Linked DNA regions of Homo sapiens: regions 1 and 3 are each linked to region 2. The links are chromatin contacts, found by Hi-C or POLR2A ChIA-PET in ENCODE. All regions are on one chromosome and are shown on one strand. Each heading gives the region's core, a stretch centred on a gene start or an enhancer-like site at or near the end of the contact. The rest is flanking DNA. Distances are from core to core; before and after follow the strand shown. Region 1 has its middle 150 kb from the start of ZNF365. Region 2 has its middle 110 kb from the start of REEP3. Region 3 has its middle 80 kb from the start of ZNF365.

Region 1 (4,258 bases), core at 929-3,428, 1.1 Mb after region 2:
TGGCTGGGAGGTTGGGCATCTGGCAAAAGTCTCAGGCTGCTTCCACTTAGAGCAGAAGGCAAAGTGAATGATGTGTGCAAAGATCACATGGCGAGAGCAGAAGCAAGAGGTAGGGATGTCAGGCTCTTTTAAACCACCAGCTCTCCTGAAAATTATTAGACTGAGAAGTCACTCACCCGTCTACACAGGGAAGACATTAATCTATTCATGAGGGATCTGCCCCCATGACTCAAATGCCTCCTATCAGGCCCTACTTCCAACACTGGAAATCAAATTTCAACATAAGGTTTGGAGGGGTCAAATATCCAAACCATAGCAGGCTGCCTTCATGTCTAGGCTAGGTAATACTGGAGGGAAAACACGGTAAATTCACAAATGATTTGACCAGACTTTGAATTCAAGTCTTATTCCTCAACCTGGATGCTACCATTTATTTTTCAGAGACTTCACATAGTAGCTGGTCCTTGCATTCAGTCCAGAATTTATAACTGCCTTCAGTAGGAGAGATGGGGTGGAGTGTGCTTACTCCATCTTCCTTGGAACCAGAACTCTTAAGTATGCTTTTAAAATTATTTTCAAAAGTGCCACTATTTTCATCTCATCTAGATTAAATTCAAGACCCAAGTGATAATTTCATTGGCCATCATTAGTTCTGTTACAGGCTATAGATGAAAACAGTCTTGGAGTCAATTCTTTTACATGTGACATTATCTTGAGTAAATTACCTATTGAGACTCTGTGTGTCAGTACTCTTACCTTCACGATAGGGACACAGGTCAGAGATAGCAATTAGTAATTAGTTAGAAATACATTGCAGTAGTCTAGGAAAGAAGTAATAGTGGCTCAGATCAGAGTAGTCATCATAGTAACACAGAGAGCCTCTTTGGCTTTTTTCATCTCACATTCATAGTCTATCCACCTTGATTTTCAAGATAAACAAGAGGATGTGGTCAAACAAAAAAGAGTCACTGTTTCAGTTCTTTTTTTTTTTTTTTCTGCCTCAAACAGAACCTTGATCTTTGTTAAAGTTCAGTATGAGGAACTGGTTTTGAATATTCGAGAGAAGAGAAAGTTTAGGAGTGAGGCTAGAGTAGGGCTGGAAACAGCATAGTTGTCTTCAAATAGCTAAAGGACTGTTTAATAGAAGAAACACTAAATGTATTATAAGCAAGCAGACACAAATAGAACTAAAGGAAAGACATTACAAGGAATCAGTTTAGCTTAATGGCAGGAAGAACTTGGTAATGGTTAAAGCTGTCTGTCTTAGTCTGTTTTCTGTTGCTTATAACAAAATACCTGAAACCGGGTAATTTATAAAGAAAAGGCATTTATTTGAACAGCAGGAAAATGGTGGATAGAAGGCAGGACTAACTTCCAGCTCCCACTCAGATGGACAGAGCAGCTTGTGGAGATGCACATTGTAAACTTTTACTCCAAGAACTACTGCAGGAACATACCCGGAAAGCCTAGAGAATCCACAGACCCTTTGAAGGAAGCAGATTGCTCCTGCAGGCCCCAGAAGATGGTTGAAAAAATGTGAGTGCCCAAAGTGTGAAAGGGGGATTGTCTGCCCTTGAACACACACCTTCACGGGGGAAACTGAAGGTCCAGATAATGGGAGAAGGATTTGATCTTACCTAGAGTTGAGACAAATTTAGAGAGCTAAGCAAAATACAAGGGTAGAAGTAGTGGGAAGAGCCCTGTGGGCTCTCTCGGTCCCCAGGGAAGCCATTTCTGACTTAGTCTCACAGAGATCCTTGGGAAGGGCTGCCAGAGGAACTGGGAAAAGACCACAGGGAGAAAGAAACTTCCAGCTGAACTTTGTAACAATTTCAACTGAACACAAATTTCCTCGATAGAAACTGGGGGAGGAGGTGAATCGGGAGTGGATACACAGCACAGAAGCCGCAGCAGGCAGGGAGGCACAAGACCTGAAAGCCCTGCTTGCTTTCTCAGCTAAAAGGCTAGTAGCCTGTGGCAAGTTCTCAGCCCTGCTCACTGGCTGCCTGGAAATAAACTCAGTGCTGTTGGTGGGGGCATGGTGGGAGTGAGACCAGCCTCTTGGGCTGCATGGGAGCTAGGTGAAGCCTGTAACTGCCAGCTTTCCCCGACTTCCCTGGTGACCTGCATGACACATCAGAGGCAGCTACAATCCCCCTGGGAACATAACTTCACTGGCCTGAGAACCACATCCCCATACCCCACAGCAGCTGCAGCAAGCCCCACCCAAGGAGAGCCTGAGCTCAGACAGGCCTAACCCTGCCCCGACCTGATGGTCTTTCTCTACCCACCCTTGTAGCCAAAGACAAAGGACATAATCTCTTCGGAGCTCTAGGGCTCCACCCACTGCCTTGATCCTCCCTATACTATGGCAACTGATGCTCCCCTGAAAGTGCCACCTCCTGGCTGGAGGCCAACAAATACAAAACTAGTGCAATAGACAAAACTACAACTAAGGACCCTCACAGAATCCATTTCACTCCCCTGCCAACTCCACCAAAACAGGTGCTGGTATCCAAGACTGAGACACCTGAAGATGGTAGACATGAAAATGGTTCACATCACAGGACTTTGGTCAGACACTCCCCAGTACCAGCCCAGAACCCAGTAGCTCCACTGAGTGGCTACATCCAGAAGAGAAATAACTGCAGTTTGGCTCTCAGGAAGCCACATCCTTAGGGGAAGGGGAGAGCACTACATCAAGGGAGCACCCCTTGGGACAAAGAATCTGAACAGCAGCTCTTGAGTCCCAGATCTTCCCTCTGACATAGTCTGTCCAAATGAGAAGGAATCAGAAAAACAGTTTTGGTAAAATGACAAAACATGTTTCTTTAACACCTCCAAAAGATCACACTAGCTCACCAGCAATGGATCCAAACCAAGAAGAAGTCTCTGAATTGCCAGAAAAAAAATTCAGAAGGTCGATTATTAAGCAAATTAAGGAGACACCAGAGAAAGATGAAGTCCAACTTAATGAAACCAAAACAATGATACAGGAAATGAAGGTGATATGGTTTGGCTGTGTCCCCACCCAAATCTCATCTTGAATTGTAGCTCCCATAATCCCTATGTGTCATGGGAGGGACACAGTGGGAGGTAATTGAATCATGGGAGCAGAGTTTTTCCCATGCTGTTCTCATGATAGTGAATAAGTCTCATGAGATCTGATGGTCTTATTAAGGGCAATTCCCCTGCACATGCTTTCTTGCAGCCATGTAAGATGTGCCTTTGCTCTTCCTTTGCCTTCTGCCATGATTGTGAGGCCTCCCCAGCCATGTGGAACTGTGAGTCCATAAAACCTCTTTTTCTTTATAAATTACCAAGTCTTGGGTATTTCTTCGTAGCAGTATGAAAATGGACTAATACAGAAGGGAAAAATCTTCGGTGAAATAGCATAAATAGAAAACAATCACAATTTTTGGAAATGAAGGACATACTTAGAGAAATGCAAAATACACTGGGAAGTCTCAGCAACAGAATCGAACAAGCAGAAGAAAGAACTTCAGAGCTCAAAAACAGGTTTTCAAATTAACCCAATCCAACAAAGACAAAGAAAATAGAATTTTTTAAAAAATGAACAAAGCCTCCAAGAAGTTTGGGACTATGTAACTAAACCTAAAAATAATTTGTGTTCCTTAGAAAGAAGAAATCTAACAAGTTTGGAAAACATATTTGAGGGAAAAATCAAGGCAAACTTTCCTAGCCTTGCCAGAGACCTAGACATCCAAATACAAGAAGCTCAAAAAAACACCTGGGAAATTTATCACAAAAAGATCATTGCCTAGGCACATAGTCATCAGGTTATCTGAAGTCAAGATGAAGGAAATAAATCTTAAGAGCTGTGAGGCAAAAACACCAGGTAACCTATAAAGGAAAACATATGAGATTAACAGCAGATTTCTCAGCAGAAACCCTACAAGCTAGAAGGGATTGGGGCCCTATCTCTAGCCTCCTTAAACAAAACAATTATCAGCTAAGAATTTTGTAACCAGTGAAACTAAGCTTCATAAATGAAGAAAAGATACAGGTTTTTTTTTAGACAAACAAATACTAAGAGAATTCACCACTATAAAGCCTGCACTACAAGAACTGCTAAAAGGAGCTCTAAATCTTGAAACAAATCCTCAAACTACACCAAAATATAACCTCCTTAAAGCATAAATCTCACAGCACCTATAAAGCAAAAACATAATAAATAAATTTTAGAAAACAAGGTATTGAGGCAACAAATAGCACAATGGATAGAATAGTATCTCAC
Region 2 (4,663 bases), core at 1-2,500:
TTGGTTAAACAAATCGAATGGAAACGATTTGTTCAAGATGGGAGCATCAAATAGACGCAAGCTCTTCGAAACAGCCCTGATTCCCTGGCAAACGCTGTTGCTTAGCGAAACGTCAAAACCCCTGCGTGCAAACAAACGTCTGAGGGGCGCACCCGCCTTGAGCAAGCTTCTCCCGGCAGCTCGGGCTTTGGAGAACGTCTGGAGGACATTGGTAGCTCCTCCCTCTCCGGTTAAGGACTTGGTAGGGGGAAGAGGGCAGAGGATCCAGGATCTCCGGGTCGGGTCATCTGGGTTGACGCGTCCTGACACCCAGGACGGTGCAGGGGAGCTCCGGGGCGAGTCGCTTCGCGCCAGGAAAGGCCTGCGTCTCAGCGCTGGAACAGAGGGGAGAAGCAGAGGGGAGCCCCGCCCTCGGTCCAGTTCTGGAGCAGTGCGCCCCTCCCCCGCCCCGGAAACGTCCCCGCCGCCCCTCCCTCCACCACCACCTCCCGGGGACCTAGGTTGTAAAATCCCACGCAGTGGGGCGGGCACGGTGACGGGGGTGGGGCGGGTGGCGTAAGGCGCCACCGCCCACTGGCACGGCACCAGCGCCCTCCAGCACCCAACCGCCGCCTCCCTCTCCCCGGCGCGGCTCCAGCCTCCCCCCGCCAGCCCAGCCCCCCCAGCGTGGCTCCAGCCTCACTGCACCCACCCACCCTGCACCGCAACCTCCCAGCACCCTAGCTGCCCGGCCGGCCCAGCTCGGCTCTGGAGGGCGTCCCTCGCATCTGGACTCCCTCTGCCCGAGGGAGGAGCCGCAGCCGCGGTCGCCCCGCCCCTGGCGTTCTTTGACTCCCCCGGCCTCTTGGACATCTGGGTGCGGGGGTTAGTGCATCAGATGTGGCTCCTGGGCCGCCAGATGTGCGCGTTCCCCGCCCGGGGCAGGCGGCCGGCGAGTCTGGGAGGACGCGTGGGAGGGGCTGGGAGTTTTCCCTCCTAGCAGACTTAAAAGCCAGCAGAACCTCCAGCCCCCTGGGCTCCCGGCCTGGGCCTCCTGGGTCTCCGGGACGCACTGCCCAACGGAAAAGTTTTCAGCCCAGTCTGTGCCTCGCCGCCAAGCAGCCCTTGGGGCTTCTCAAAGTGGTAGAGAAAATAGGACAGCTCTACAGGATGCCCCAAAGAAAACCCTCATTTGTCGACCAGGCGACCTTAGTGCTGGCGTGGGACTACAGCTGCGCAGCCAGCAAACCCCAGTTGGGGGAGGGGGAGAAGTGGCAGTAGAGTTCGCATCTGGGGCTTGCTCTAAAGCGCTCTTTGACTGCTTTTGGATTCCATATTTGAAGTTGAGAGTCGTATTCCACCTGGTACAGGCAGTTCAGGGCAGGAGAAAAGCCAAGTGAACTCTGTGACTCAATCCCCTTGGAATGTGCCTGGAATAATAATAGGGACTTGAAAGGGTTTTATGGCCGAGGTGGCTAGTGGAGAGCAGTCTCCTACGCCTTGCAGTTGGCGGTCGGCCGAGGGGGGCAGTATTGCCTTATGCAGAGCTTCTGCGCCTGCAAACGGGACAAAAATAGTCGGAGCATCTGGTTTAAATCAACCAAAAAGCATTTCTATCAGCTTAATCCACCGGCCTACAGAACTGACAGAACAGGACAAGCCAAATATATTCCCGGTACTCTTTTAACACTCCAATAATAGCTAAGCCCAATCACACTTTACCGCTGGGATTTCTGTGTCCTACCATACAACTGTCGTTATTTTATAGATGTTGCAAATTAAACTTCCTTTTCTGGAGTTGTGTGTGGGCATGTGCTTAAGCAGTTACATTTGCAAGCAACGCTCGACTACGCTGCCCTTTTCGTTTTCCTTTTTCTTTCTCTCTTTTGGTATGAGGTCTTAGAATAGTCAAAAGTATCTAAGGCCAACATATGGGTTGCTTACACCACTAAATATATAGCTGCATTTCCCTCTCTTAACGCCCTAATCAGGATTCCAAAGGCAAGTTGGAACAAAAGAAAAAACGTGTCTGAGTGTAAAGGGAGAATTTGTGCCAAGAATTACAGTCGCAGGGTAAATAACCTTGTTTTCTCCTTCATCAGTGGCCGCTACCAAGTCCCGTTCTTGGAAAGTGGCCAACAGTCTGTCTGGTGGAGGGTGCTGCTAATTAGAGAGAGCCCATAAACCTCTCTGTCAAAGAGGGCATGTGACCTTCTCTTCAAGTCTGAACAATAAAGCCGGCGAACTGCAGACTGCACTCAACACTGGCTGCCCCGCGGATTCCCTAAATAGGAACAGGATGAAGGCCAGGCTCAAGAGGTTACCATAGCTCTGCTCCCACACTTTGAGGAATCGGTCACTCCACTTCCCCATATAACTTGTTTCAATTACTCTCTACAATCTATTTAGAGGAGAGCAGCTTGCAGAGAGCACTCATTGTCTAATCTAAATGAGGAAGCAATTATTACTTGCTGCAGTCTAATGTGCTTTGAGACTGGTGGGTCAAAGAGCAACCTGATTTCTTGTAACGTGTCTTTGCACTTTGGAAGATACACCTTTTTAATGACATTTATTTACTCCTGCTTTTAGGACACATTTTTCTTTCTATTAAGATTACAAAATTAAGGTGTTTTTCCCCTTCTCAGTCTTCAATGTCCTTTTTAATTTTAGAATTTAAGCTATTGTAAACACCCCAAGTACTTTTGCATATTGTTTAATGTTAAATATTATTTTTTTTAGTGCTTTCTTATAGGCATGTTCTCTGATTATAGCAAAATAGAGTTCTCTAAGTCTTCCCTTCTTTGTTTAATTTACCTCCCTGGGAGCCCCCTTGCTAGCTTTAATTTTATACAACATGTTGTAAACTATAAATAATACAGCTCCACTTTCCTAGAACATATGGAAACTGTCGCCTGCTATATATCCTAACTGTACTTGCTTTCAGCTTAAAGACTGAATAAAGTTAATCTCCTGTGTAAAAAGGCATTTAGCCTTTTGTGTGTGTGTGTGTGCATTTTATTAGTTAAAACCCAGTATGGAACAGCACATGAAATTCTTGTTGTGAACAGAGCACATAAAAGGGTTTACAAGGTGTGGTTTGAAGAGAGGAAGCCGTGGAACAAATGTTGGTGGAAAGGAGAGGAAGGAAGGAAAGCACTTCCTGAGAGGATACTCCTCCTGTTTCAGCTGCATCCTCTCTTCAGATTCTTCCTGTTTGTCTTAGTCCATAACTGATAGTAAATTATTTGTCTTCATTTTTTTCTATTCACTTTAAAAGCATCCTTTCTCTCTGTACTAAAGCTACTCTTGAAACCAAATCCATTAACTTCCAATGACTTAACAACTTTACTTCATTTAACATTCTGATAATCTGAAACTTTTGTATTATATAATACATGTATGGAAGGAATCATTTCCATGTTAACTTTCCAAGTATTCTGTGATCTCTAAGACAACCAACTGTGACGTAATTAACAACAGAGTCCGAAGTCACAAACATTGCGGTTGCTTGGGTCGTAGGTTGGTCACTGTTTTTTGTTTTTGTTTTTGAGACAGCATCTCACTGTGTCACCTAGGCTGAAGTGTGGTGGTGCAATCACAGCTCATTGTAGCCTCAATTTCCCGGGCTCAAGCGATCCTCTTGCCTCAGCCCCGCAAATAGCTGGGACTACAGGTGTGCGCCAGCCACCACGTCCAGCTAATTTTTGTATTTTTTATAGAGATGGGGTTTTGCCATGTTGCCCAGGCTGGTCTCCAACTGTGCTCAAGTGATCCGCCCGCCTCACCCTCCCAAAGTGTTGGGATTACAGGCATGAGCCACTGCACCCGGTCACAGGTTGGTCACTAGTGAGTCTCTGCGTATTTGTAAAATCGGGATGATGCCTCTTCGCAAAGTGTGAAAACAAACATATACTACTGTTGGTTATCACAACTGAATGTAAGGGGCATCACAAGCCTTATAAAGTATTAATTCTTCTTCCAAATACATCACGTGCTACAACATCCCCTTTCGTTACAAGATAAATTAATAAAATATTTATAATTTCTACATACTGAATTTATGACTTTATATTTTGAAGTGGAGTTTCTTTTGGAATTTTTTTTTTTTGAGACAAGGTCTCACTTTGTCACCCAGGCTGGAGTGCAGCACAATCTCAGCTCACTGCAGCTTTGACCTCCCAAGGTTTAAGCAATCCTCCCAGCTTAGCCCCCCAATTAGCTGGGAATATGGGCATGCGCCACGACACCCAGCTAATTTTTGTATTTTTTCATAGAGATGGGGTTTTGCCATGTTGCCCAGGCTGGTATTGAACTCCTGGCCTCGAGTGACCCACTCACCTTGGCCTCCCAAAGTGCTAGGATTACAGGCGTGAGCCACCACGCCTAGCTTTTGGAATTTAATTTTAAGGATACTGTGATAGTTAATTTTATGTGTCAAATTTGGCTAGGCCATGGTACCCAGGCATTTGATCAAACAGTAGTCTATGTGGCTGTAAAGGTATTTTCTAGATGTAATTAGTGTTTAAGTCAGTAGACTTTGAGTAAAACAGATTACTCTCCATAATGTGGATGAGCCTCATCCAACGGTGAAGGGAGAATTCTACCAGCAGAATTACCTTTGTACTTGAAACATCAGCTCTTCCTTGGGTCTCTGGTGTATTGGCCCACCCTGTAGATTTTGAAC
Region 3 (4,645 bases), core at 437-2,936, 1.2 Mb after region 2:
ACACATGTTAAGTAAATGCTTATTGTTGTAATCACTGAGTTTGTGTGTGTGTGTGTGCATGTGTGCGCACGTGTGTGTGTTTTAACTGAGCATCATTGTGGTCACAGCTAAATAGCATTACAAGAAAGACAGATGCTTACTTTCCTGCTAGTCTAGAATCTAAGAGGATATGAAACCAGAGCTACAGCTGTGGTCACCACATAGAACTTGAAGATGAAGTGTGCAGACTGAGGACAGCTGAGCTGAAATCGAGTCCCGCTCACATTGAGCTCTCAATTTAGCCTGGTCTAATGCCAGTTCTGCCTCTGATCTTGTTTATATGAGCCAGTAAATTCCTTTTGTATTGCTGAAATCAGATGGATTTGGCTTTTTCTATCCAACTTGCAATCAGAAGAATCTTAACTAATACCAAAGTATACAGGTAACCAATGATAGAAATAAATTCATAAAAATGAGAAGAGAGGGGTGGGGGAGTGGCGTACACAAAATAATTTCTCATCTTACACGGCATGGACAACATAATGTTCAATTCAGTAAATCAAGAAATATAAATATAGGCATGTTTTATGGAGATGATCATGGGAAAGGACTGAAATAAGAAATAAAGTTGGTTTTACTGGGACAGAGAATATGACCAAGGGATGAGGTGTTCATTTTTTTTTTTATCTTATGGAGATCTGTGGTGTCCCATGGGTGGCCACTAGCAGCAGTTGGTCATTTAAATTTAAATTAATTAAAATTTAAAATGCAGCCTCTTGTTCACAGTAGCAGCATTTGTAGTGCTCAACAGCTAGCTACATGTGGCTAGTGGCTACTGTACTAGATTGAACAGATATTGAATCTGTCCATCACCATCACCGCAGCAAGTTTAGTTGGACAACGCTGTAGTGGAGTGTCAGGAGTCACTGTGTAAAGTCAATGAATCAAACAACAGAAGTTTAAATACATCATTCAAAATTGCCCCATCACGATTTCATGGTACAGGCCCTGGAGGAAAAACAGCTTAGTTTCCTTTCAAATCCCAGCTCTGATACTTACAAGTTACTGAACCTTGGGTAAGTCACATTGATCTTTCTGTACTTCAATTCACTTATCAGTAAAATGGCAGAATACATGCAGACCTTTCTCACAAGGTTGCTGTGAGAATTAAATAACCAAATATATGTAAGTTCTTATATTTTGTGCCCAGCATGTGGTAAACATTCAATATTTACTTTTTATTTTCTATCCTTCTCTAAGTTAATTTTATTTTACCATATGCACATAGTTTAAATAAACTATGTATATATGAGATTTATAAATCAGTATTTAAATATAAATATAATATTTAATTTTTATCTCTCATATACAGTATATGTACATATACATATATCTCAGCTCCAGTTCATGGGATTATAGATGCTTTCATTTTCTTCTTTGTACATTTCTATAGTTTCCAAATTTCTGTATTGAACATGTATTATCTTTATCACCAGAAAAAAAAGTTTTTACTTTTAAAGATACCAACATATTTTGAGATGAACAGTGTTCTACATCTGGATCATTTGCTTTTGCTGATTTAGTCCACAGGGGCCCATTACATAATCTGTTGTTAGCCAACTGGGGCTTCATGACCTCTTTCCTGGGCTATTACAAAATCCTCCTGGCTGGTCCCCTTCCCTGTCCAGCTCTCTCCCAGCCTCCCTGTGCTGTCTCCACAGTGCTGCCAGAGTGATCCTTCCACAGCACAACATTTATAACACTCCCCTGCTTAAAACCTGTCAGCGTTTTTCTGTCCTTTACAAGTTAACTGCCCAGTCCAAGGCATGCCCCACCAAAGCCTTCTTATTCTAACCTTGCCTGCCTTTCCAGTCTTTTAACCCCCCACCAAATGTATCCAAGTCTCCACCCACAAACCACAAGGAGGAACATTCTTCTACCCCTTCTCCATTTCCAGTTGGAAGTCCCATTTATCCCACAAGATGTGCCTAACTTTGCACTAATCTCCAAAAGCAGAGCTCAGAGCTCCCACTCCAATCAGCACCACTGTCTCAGAGCCTGTTCTACTGAACAGCAATTATTTGTTTACATTCCAGACTCACCCTCAAGTATGCGCTCCTTGAGGGTGTGGCATCTTTGCCTTCCTGTGTCCAGCCCAGAAATTGACACCAAATAGTGCTTAATAAATGGTTGTTGCACGGATTCAGGAAGAAATTGTTTTAATTAAGATAGTAAATGTTCACTGCAGAAAATTAGAAAGTCTAGATAAATCAGAAGCAAAGAAAAAAAAACATGAAGCACATGTAATACCACCTCTCAGTAACATCAACACCTTGGTATATGTCCACAAGCTAGATTAGAGGTTCTCAAGCTTTCTTGGTTCATGGCACTCTCAGTGTTTCCGTAAATTTGTCTAGCATTTTAGACCAAAATAAATTATGTTTATTATGTAGTTTAGTCCAAACACCTTAATGGTAGTATGTAGTTCCCAGTGTCCAAAGGTGTCACTGTGTTTCCCTAGAAATTTTAGAATATATTGGGATGGGTGTTGCTGTGAATTCACCATAGTGCCCCAGGATTCCTTGGCACACAGTTTGGGAATTACTGGTCTAGACCTTCTAAAAGGATCTTTTAAAATACAATACATTGTCATATTGTACAGACTTTTGTTAACCAATGATTTGTATTTAATAAGAAGTAATACATGACTTTCCTGCTTGGTAACTGCTTATCTACCAATAGCTAATATTTGATAAGTACCTGGTAAGTTCCCTATGAGGAAGGTGTAATGCTACATCATTATCTTCATGAAGAAGCTGAGACACTGAGTTGTACATGAACAGCAAGGTATACGTTTAAAAAGGAAAAAATGAAAAAAGAAACTGAGGCACTGGCAATTTAAGAAACTTTACCAATATCTAACAGGTAGTAAGTTCACAATCAGGCTGCAAACCCAAGAAATCAAGTTTTAGAATCCGTACTCTTTTAACCTTCACAGCATCATTTAAATGGGGTGTGAGGCTACAATGGTGTTCTATGGTAAAGATGTATTACAACTTACTTAAATCATATCCCAAATATTAGACATTTAAATTGTTTCCAAGTTTTCACTATTTTCAACAATCTTGAAATGAACATCTTTATGGCTACATACTTTCATATTTATTTCCTTGGAGAAAAAAATCTATAGAAGTAGAATTTCTTTGTCAAAGAGTACAGTTTCTCAAAGAACTAAAAATAGAACTACCATTTGATCCAGCAATCCCACTGCTGGGTATCTACCCAAAGGAAAAGAAATCAACATATTAAAAAAAGTACCTACACCCACATATTTATTGAAGCACTATTCACAATAGCAAAGATACGGAATTAATCTAAGTGTCCATCCATCAACAGATGATTGGATAAGGAAAATGTGGTACATATATACAATGGAATACTATGCAGCAATTAAAAAGAATGACATCACTCTTTTGCAGCTTGAATGGAACTGGAGGCCATTATTTTAAGTGAAACAACTCAGAAACAGAAAGACAAATACAGCCTGTTCTGTCTTATAAGTGGGAACTAAATAATGTGTCCACGTGGACATTGAGTGGGGAATGATAGGCACTGGCGACTCATAAGGGTGAGAGAGTGAAAGGGATGTGGATGGTAAGAAATTACTTAATGGGCACAATGTGCGTTATTTGGTGATGGATACCCTAAAAGCCCTGACTTTACCACTACAAAATCTATGGATGTAATAAAATTAAATTTGTACCTCATCAATTTATTTAAAAAATTTTTTAAAGATGTACAAACTCCAAGTTTTTTAGTACTTGTATTCCAGCTATTCTACCAAATAGGCTGGATAAATTTCTATTTCATTATTTGTTTTTTCTAATTCAGTGTTTCACAAACACTGAATATTTTTATTATTTAAAAAAATGTTACCAATAAATCTCCCTAAGCCAGGAAGATACACTTACATTTTACAAACCTTTCCACAGCAAAGAATATATTTATGGAACAATGAAGGTGGCAGTAGGAAGGATTCAAGGGACCTTGGGCCTGCCCAGTCCTTCTGTGACCATAGGAGAATAATTTAATATCTTCATTTCTACTTGTCTACTAACATGACCAGTGCTTTTCAAACTTTTCACAGAAATAGCCCAAAGATACAAGAGAATAAAAACTTATTCCTAGAGTTAGGACCCTGGGGTGTATTGATCTAAAGAGATCCATTGCAGGCATGCAGTTTTTCCTCCTCTCAGATTCAGGCCAAAACTGCCTTCTTCTCCATAAGATGTTGGGGTTTTTAATATAGTAACATGAGTTTTGTTTTTTCATTTTTATCAGATAGAATTGTTGCTCCAGGGAGATAGATGTGCAATAACTTAATATGTAGCTTCAAGGACCCCAAGAGACTGCTGTGTACTCCACTTTGAGAAACAAGAAATTCTCTTCAAGATTCTTTCAACCTTGGTCAGTGTAAGATTCTAGAGAACACGATCTGTTCTCCAGTTAACCATAAAATGTGCGGTCATTATTCTGGGGGTGGTTAATTTTCCTAGAGGGGTCAGCATTTTTCTTTCCCATCAATTTCCTTGATTCCTGATACAGAAATGGCCTTTCCTCTCTGTTCTGACCATGCCTGGCCATCACTGGAGAGGCTGACAATTTA

What was found. A loop is a pair of places that touch in the nucleus more often than their neighbours do. ChIA-PET counts read pairs that join two places held with the same protein, here RNA polymerase II (POLR2A). Pooled maps may share reads with other maps.
Region 1: a loop to region 2 is called in a map with no recorded cell type, with 9 times the contacts of the local background. The contact joins two enhancer-like sites. A Hi-C loop is called at or near these places in 3 of 37 single-sample maps with no recorded cell type and 9 of 50 pooled maps. POLR2A ChIA-PET finds 5 or more read pairs at or near these places in 1 of 52 experiments (T-cell).
Region 3: a loop to region 2 is called in a map with no recorded cell type, with 5 times the contacts of the local background. The contact joins two enhancer-like sites. A Hi-C loop is called at or near these places in 3 of 37 single-sample maps with no recorded cell type and 3 of 50 pooled maps. POLR2A ChIA-PET finds 5 or more read pairs at or near these places in 1 of 52 experiments (OCI-LY7).

The regions. Positions count from the first base shown.
Region 1 is chr10:62,525,376-62,529,633 of GRCh38, reverse strand. No RefSeq gene overlaps it. Among named protein-coding and RNA genes, the nearest start is that of ZNF365, 150 kb to the right of the region's middle. RefSeq lists an enhancer at 2,084-2,303. Within about 2 kb of position 2,178, at least 5 of the 41 ENCODE cell types and tissues checked have a DNase peak (open chromatin) inside an H3K27ac peak, as active enhancers do.
Region 2 is chr10:63,626,403-63,631,065 of GRCh38, reverse strand. No RefSeq gene overlaps it. Among named protein-coding and RNA genes, the nearest start is that of REEP3, 110 kb to the right of the region's middle. RefSeq lists a silencer at 411-740 and enhancers at 1,211-1,260, 1,271-1,450, 1,841-2,050. Within about 2 kb of position 1,250, at least 41 of the 41 ENCODE cell types and tissues checked have a DNase peak (open chromatin) inside an H3K27ac peak, as active enhancers do; they include OCI-LY7, where a contact is called at or near this core.
Region 3 is chr10:62,452,257-62,456,901 of GRCh38, reverse strand. It overlaps a transcript of ZNF365 not described here. Among named protein-coding and RNA genes, the nearest start is that of ZNF365, 80 kb to the right of the region's middle. Within about 2 kb of position 1,686, at least 9 of the 41 ENCODE cell types and tissues checked have a DNase peak (open chromatin) inside an H3K27ac peak, as active enhancers do; they include OCI-LY7, where a contact is called at or near this core.